2 separate regions of the Mus musculus genome follow, and region 2 is linked to region 1. A link is a contact called in ENCODE POLR2A ChIA-PET data. All regions are on one chromosome and are shown on one strand. Each heading gives the region's core, a stretch centred on a gene start or an enhancer-like site at or near the end of the contact. The rest is flanking DNA. Distances are from core to core; before and after follow the strand shown. Region 1 holds the start of Brd9 (bromodomain containing 9). Region 2 holds the start of Exoc3 (exocyst complex component 3).

Region 1 (2,700 bases), core at 151-2,650:
GGTCAGCCAGGGCTACACAGAAAAACCCTGTTCCGAAAAACCAAGAAAAAAAAAAAAAAACCAAAAAACAAACAAACAAAAACGACAAAAACAAACAAAAAAACAAAAAAAACCCCACTAAAGTATAGCTAGGTCTGGCTGTAATTTCAGCATGCAAGCTGAGACAGAAGAACTTGTTTCAAACACAGACACTCAGACACACACACACACACACACACACACACACACACACACACACAGACACACACCTTCCCTCCCTCAGACCTCAGACATATACAAGAAAGTCATTAGTCAAGATGGGGCTTGGCAGTGTACTGTCTTAGGATCAACTGTAGGGTCCCAGGCCTGCAGTCATACCATCAGCCACCCTCAGGCTAATTAGAAAAAGGAGGTGCCACTAGTTCTTCACACACTACTATGAAAATTAATAAAAATTCAGTGTTTGAGACAAGCCTGAAACATTATGAGCATTCAATCCATGTTAGCAGCCCTTTTAAGGAAAACCTGAAAATGCATAGCTGTAGGGTCTAACCTGGAGTACGTACATAATCTTTGTAACAGGAAATTTGCCACTGGATTCTGGCTTTGCAAATTAAATACTTGCTCTACTGACACTGCACTTCCTTGCACCCCTAATTGACTGGAGATCACTTCTGTCGCTTAGCAGGTCCTATTACATGGAGCTCATCGTTAGGCTGTGCTCCATAGGCCAGTCAGTTGAGAGCTGTGGGGTCCTGCCAGATAGTCTGGGATGGTGGTAGGGTCTGGATGGGATATGCGGCAATGTGAGAGGTGAAACTCAAGAGTAATGTGTGGTGGGATGGAGGGCAAAGTCGGATCATGCTGTTAGGGTCAACTGAAGTGGGGTGGAGGTGTGCTGGGTCATACTAGGTGGGTTCATGTCAGGCTGTTCAGGTCGTGCGAAGTGGGGCCGTACTGAGGGGTGGGACGCTGTGGGGTGGAATCCTAAGAGTTGGGGTAAGGTCGTGCCACTCGGAGTCACGCGTGGTGGGGTCGGATCAGGTCGCGCCCCGCGTGGTCGGACTCCGTATATACGCTCACCTTCCGCTGCGCTGCAGAACCTCCACATGGACCGCGGGCGATTCGGCAACACAGGGAAGCGCTTGCTTCAGGTCGCCCACCGCCTCGTCCATGGCGCCGCCGCCGGGAGCCGAGGGAATGCCGCCGGAGTGAGGCCGCGGTCGCCTCCCTGCGCCCTGTGCGACAGCCTTCTCCGATGTAGGAGGATCCACCTTGGCTAAGGGCCGGCCAAATCCACTTCCGCCGCCCGAGCCGCTCGGCGCTTTGCAACCCGCCCCGCCCCACCGAGCTTCGAATCTGCCGCGCGCTGCGCACCGCCCCACCCTGACCCGGAAGCACTTGGCGGTGGCGAAGGCGCTACTTCCGACTGGCGCAGGTCGAGCTACCGGCAGCCGCTTCTCACCGGATCCCGTGCTATCTCAGCCATGGGCAAAAAGCACAAGAAGCACAAGGCGGAATGGCGCTCGTCCTACGAAGGTGCGGATCCCACGGGCGGGGTCTAGGTTGCCGATACGGGCAGGGGAAGGCGTTCCAGGGGAAGGGCGTGGTCTGTGCTGGGCGGGGTCCCGTGAGAAGGAGGAGCTTAGAGCCAGGTAGTGGACAATCGTAGGAGGGGCGGGGTTAGAGCTGAAAAAGGGAATCTGCTGCGAAGAGGCTATAGGCTTCTTTTTTGGGTCCTGTAGCCACTATGTACCTCCTCTCTGACACCAGGAAGACCCGCAGCAAAAAGAGGGCTTCCGTGAAGGAATTGGGGTCCTGGGTCTCAGGTCGGGTTGTTGTACCCTCGGAATATCCTCAGTGGTGATTTTGTGGTTTGAAAGAGAGGATTGAACACCAATCTGTCAGTTTGAGATTACATAGTCTGTGGTTTTGACAACTCCTTGCTGTCTAGATTCACACCCACAGGGGTGCAGTATTTCTACTCAGTATTTTGCAAGCTTGACCTACGTACGGTCTGTGTGCAGATTATACAGACACGCCACTGGAGAAGCCTCTGAAGCTGGTGCTCAAGGTGGGAGGAAGTGAAGTGACAGAGCTCTCAGGATCTGGCCACGACTCCAGCTACTACGACGATCGCTCAGACCACGAACGGGAGAGACACAGAGAAAAGAAGAAAAAGAAGAAGAAAAAGTCAGAGAAGGAGAAGCACCTCGATGAGGAGGAGAGGAGGAAGCGGAAGGTAAAGGTTCAATGGCCTAAGATGGGTCCCTAATCACGCCTGGCTATACCGTTGCTGCAGTTCTGGGCTTCCAGGGCATCTTCAGGTGATGCCTGTCAGGTGTCAGGAGTGGCTCTTCTTCCCAGTCTGGGGAATGCGCAGACGTGTGCGGAGCCTGCATTACCAGTCTAAAAGGGTTCTGGCTGTTCTGTGCCCTCTATTCTTCCATACTTACAGGAAGAGAAGAAACGGAAACGGGAGAAGGAACACTGCGACTCAGAGGGGGAGGCTGATGCTTTCGACCCTGGAAAGAAGGTGGAGGTGGAGCCACCCCCAGACCGACCAGTGAGAGCCTGCCGAACACAGCCAGGCAAGACCCTGTCCCCAAACATGAGTTTCCTACCTTGTCTATAGCGTGGTTATCTAGTTGTTGGGGACATTTCACAAGCTAAAAATGAGTAAATTCTCTTGAAGACTGGTAAAACAGACACATGGATGCC
Region 2 (2,700 bases), core at 115-2,614, 270 kb after region 1:
CACACAGAGAGTATTTATACAGGGACTTAAGACTATGTCAAAGGCAGCTCTAACACAATTCTTAGCCCTATAAAAGATCAGCTTTTCATTTCTGGAGCTCACCCTAGTGCTGCCCAAGTCCATGGGGTAGTTAGTCACTGGAAGGCAACAACTATTACCTACACTTCAGCAGCAGCCCAGTGGGCAAACACGAGTCTTATACTCCCTTACCATTGCTCTGGGTGGCCAAGATACCACTTCTTACTTTTGAACACTTCTAAAAACAAAGATAAGACAGCAAAAGGTAATTTATTGTCCTTACTTGAGTAGCTTGTTTCCCCTAAGCACAAATGTACCCGGTCAATCACCCTTTAGTCTAATATCTAATACTATCCAAGTCATGGACCTACAATGGCTATTTGCTGACTATCCAGCAAATGAGGGAATTAATAACACTGTTTCCTTTAATTTCAGCTACTCAACAGCCACAGATGTGATAAAGACCTACCTTCTGGAATCTTTCACTCTATTCCCAAGTAGTCTCAGAAAACCACTAAAATCCATTGTACATTTCCAGTTATGTAGCTTCTCCCTGTGTATTTCTCTCTTTGCATTTTCATTCAAGTGGAACAGCATTGCAAACACCATCTTCATCTTCTGACTATAAAATTACTCGTACCCAGACAGGAAATCTGAGCAGGCCACAGAAAGAGGATTCCACAACCACTTCTAACAGGACTGATTCACTGCGGGCTTTTTTTTTTTTCTTTTGCTTTAGTTTGACATGTTATCTTCAGCATTCCCAAAACATTAAAACTTGTATAATTCTATTTACAGGACTAGGTATTAAACATAATACCAAACCATCCCTCTGGCATGGAGTCCCCCACTCCAGCTGACAGGTGAAAGGCACTCCTGTGGCAGTGTTACAAGCCAGATGCAAAAGGAAAGCTGACCCAAAACCAAAAAAGCTTTGCAAGAAAGAGTCCACTCATAAACCTGAACACAGAGAATCAAAAACTAAAAAAACTGTACTGGATCGCCACCAAATCTGCTTCCAATGGCAGCTTGAGGACTGTCAGATTTCCGGCCTCTGGGGCAAAAGGGAACTCTGAGGGTAGAAGCAGCCCCGACCAAGGAGATGGGAGGGACGCACACCGAGGACAAACCCAAACCCGCCCAGGGACCCGCACTAGAGGGTGTCGCATCCCGCCAGAAACGTCGGCCGATGCTGTCCCTCGCCAAGGACAAACCCACTAAGGGGTACACTGTGCCACAGTCGAGGGCCCAGCGCCCCGCCCACCGCACAGGCACCCAAGGCTGTCAGAGCAGAGCTTCCTCACCGTCCGCAACGCCGCTGCCACCTCCCGGAGCCGGACCGGAAGTGTGCAACGCGGTCACTTCCGTTTCCGGCGTCTGGGCGGAAGGATGGGCTCTGGGTAACCTTGAAGGCGCTGTACGGGCGATCTTTCTGTAGACTCTTAGGAAACTTGTGCTTCTGGTGACACAGACTCAGGATCAGGGATTACAGATTCAGGCCTGGCTCCGCCGTCTGACGTTTGGCGCTCTCCCGACCCTCTTATTTTAAGTAGCACCTATTGTACCCACCCTTTCTCTCCGGATTAACCACTTAGGTTTGCCCTTGCTCAGTTCCTCCCCTTAGCTACCTTAGTCTCTCCACACCTCTCCATATCTTTACTGTGTCTTGTATTCAAGATTCCACTACTTATATTTCGTATATTTGTTTCTTCTTGCTGTCCTCGCCCTCATCCCCCAGAGGTTTCTGACAGCAAGTAGATTTCAAGTATTCAGGACAGTGCCACAGAGAGTGGGCTGCCTGCTGATAGCTGCTCGCGTAGCACGTAGAAGCGGCGAAGAAAACAAAACCACGAGCAAAACAGCAGCTGGTGGAATTACTCCAGCTGAAGGAAGCAGTGAAGCATCGAGTCGCCCCGGTACCTAGAACAGCCAGAAACTTTGTTCTACCTCTGCAGATACAGAGATTTCCCCACACTGTTACGAACTTTTAGTAAATTTTGGCGGGGTTTAGGTTCTTCCACTCACCCATCAGGTATGACAACCCTACCCTGACAGGTTTGGTTGTGTTTTTTTTTTTTCACCTTTTCTGCATACATTTGTTGAGTTGTGTGCCTATCCATAACATCACTACAAAGTCTGGCTCTCCCAAGCCAATGGATGATGGGGTAAATCTTCAGTAAATGAAAGAACAGTATAGGTAACCTGTCATAACCACAATGCAAATTATATGATGAAGTCAGTCTTTTAAAGATGCAGACCCTCCCTTAGTGTAGGGGTTGCAACTGGGAAAGTGCCCTGACCCCTTAGTTTATGACAAAACAGGAGAAATTTCAGCTTCATGAATGTTTAACTGCAAAGTGGGGAGGCACAGCTACCAAGACAAAGCTGCGGTTTTCCTTAGTTACCTTATATCCAACCCTAATCTCCTGCTGCCCACTATATAGTGGAGTGTTTAGTCATGGTGCTCCCTAACGAATTCAGTTAACTAGCCTAGTTAGATGTGAACTGCTTCAGTAGATGACTCAGCTTGTTTCCTTTCAATTAAATAAATAAAATAAGAATCTCAGCTTTTGTTTTTGGTAAGCCACAGAGTGACAAAGCTCAGGATACTTTTGAGTGTACAAGTAAGTTCATAGGTAGGCCTAGGAATGACCAGAGCCAAAGTAGGGAAAGAAAAAAAAA

What was found. ChIA-PET counts read pairs that join two places held with the same protein, here RNA polymerase II (POLR2A).
Region 2: POLR2A ChIA-PET joins it to region 1 with 11 read pairs in embryonic stem cell. The contact joins the promoter of Exoc3 here to the promoter of Brd9 in region 1. POLR2A ChIA-PET finds 5 or more read pairs at or near these places in 2 of 5 experiments (Patski and embryonic stem cell).

What each region holds. Positions count from the first base shown.
Region 1 is chr13:73,936,428-73,939,127 of GRCm38, forward strand. Brd9 (bromodomain containing 9) reads left to right here and starts at 1,401. Exons shown (of 16, transcript NM_001378947.1): 1 at 1,401-1,518; 2 at 2,007-2,221; 3 at 2,438-2,570. The coding sequence starts at 1,467. Trip13 (thyroid hormone receptor interactor 13) reads right to left here and starts at 1,340. Exons shown (of 13, transcript NM_027182.2): 1 at 1,063-1,340. The coding sequence starts at 1,154.
Region 2 is chr13:74,207,336-74,210,035 of GRCm38, forward strand. It overlaps Exoc3 (exocyst complex component 3), which reads right to left and starts at 1,365. Exons shown (of 13, transcript NM_177333.4): 1 at 1,323-1,365.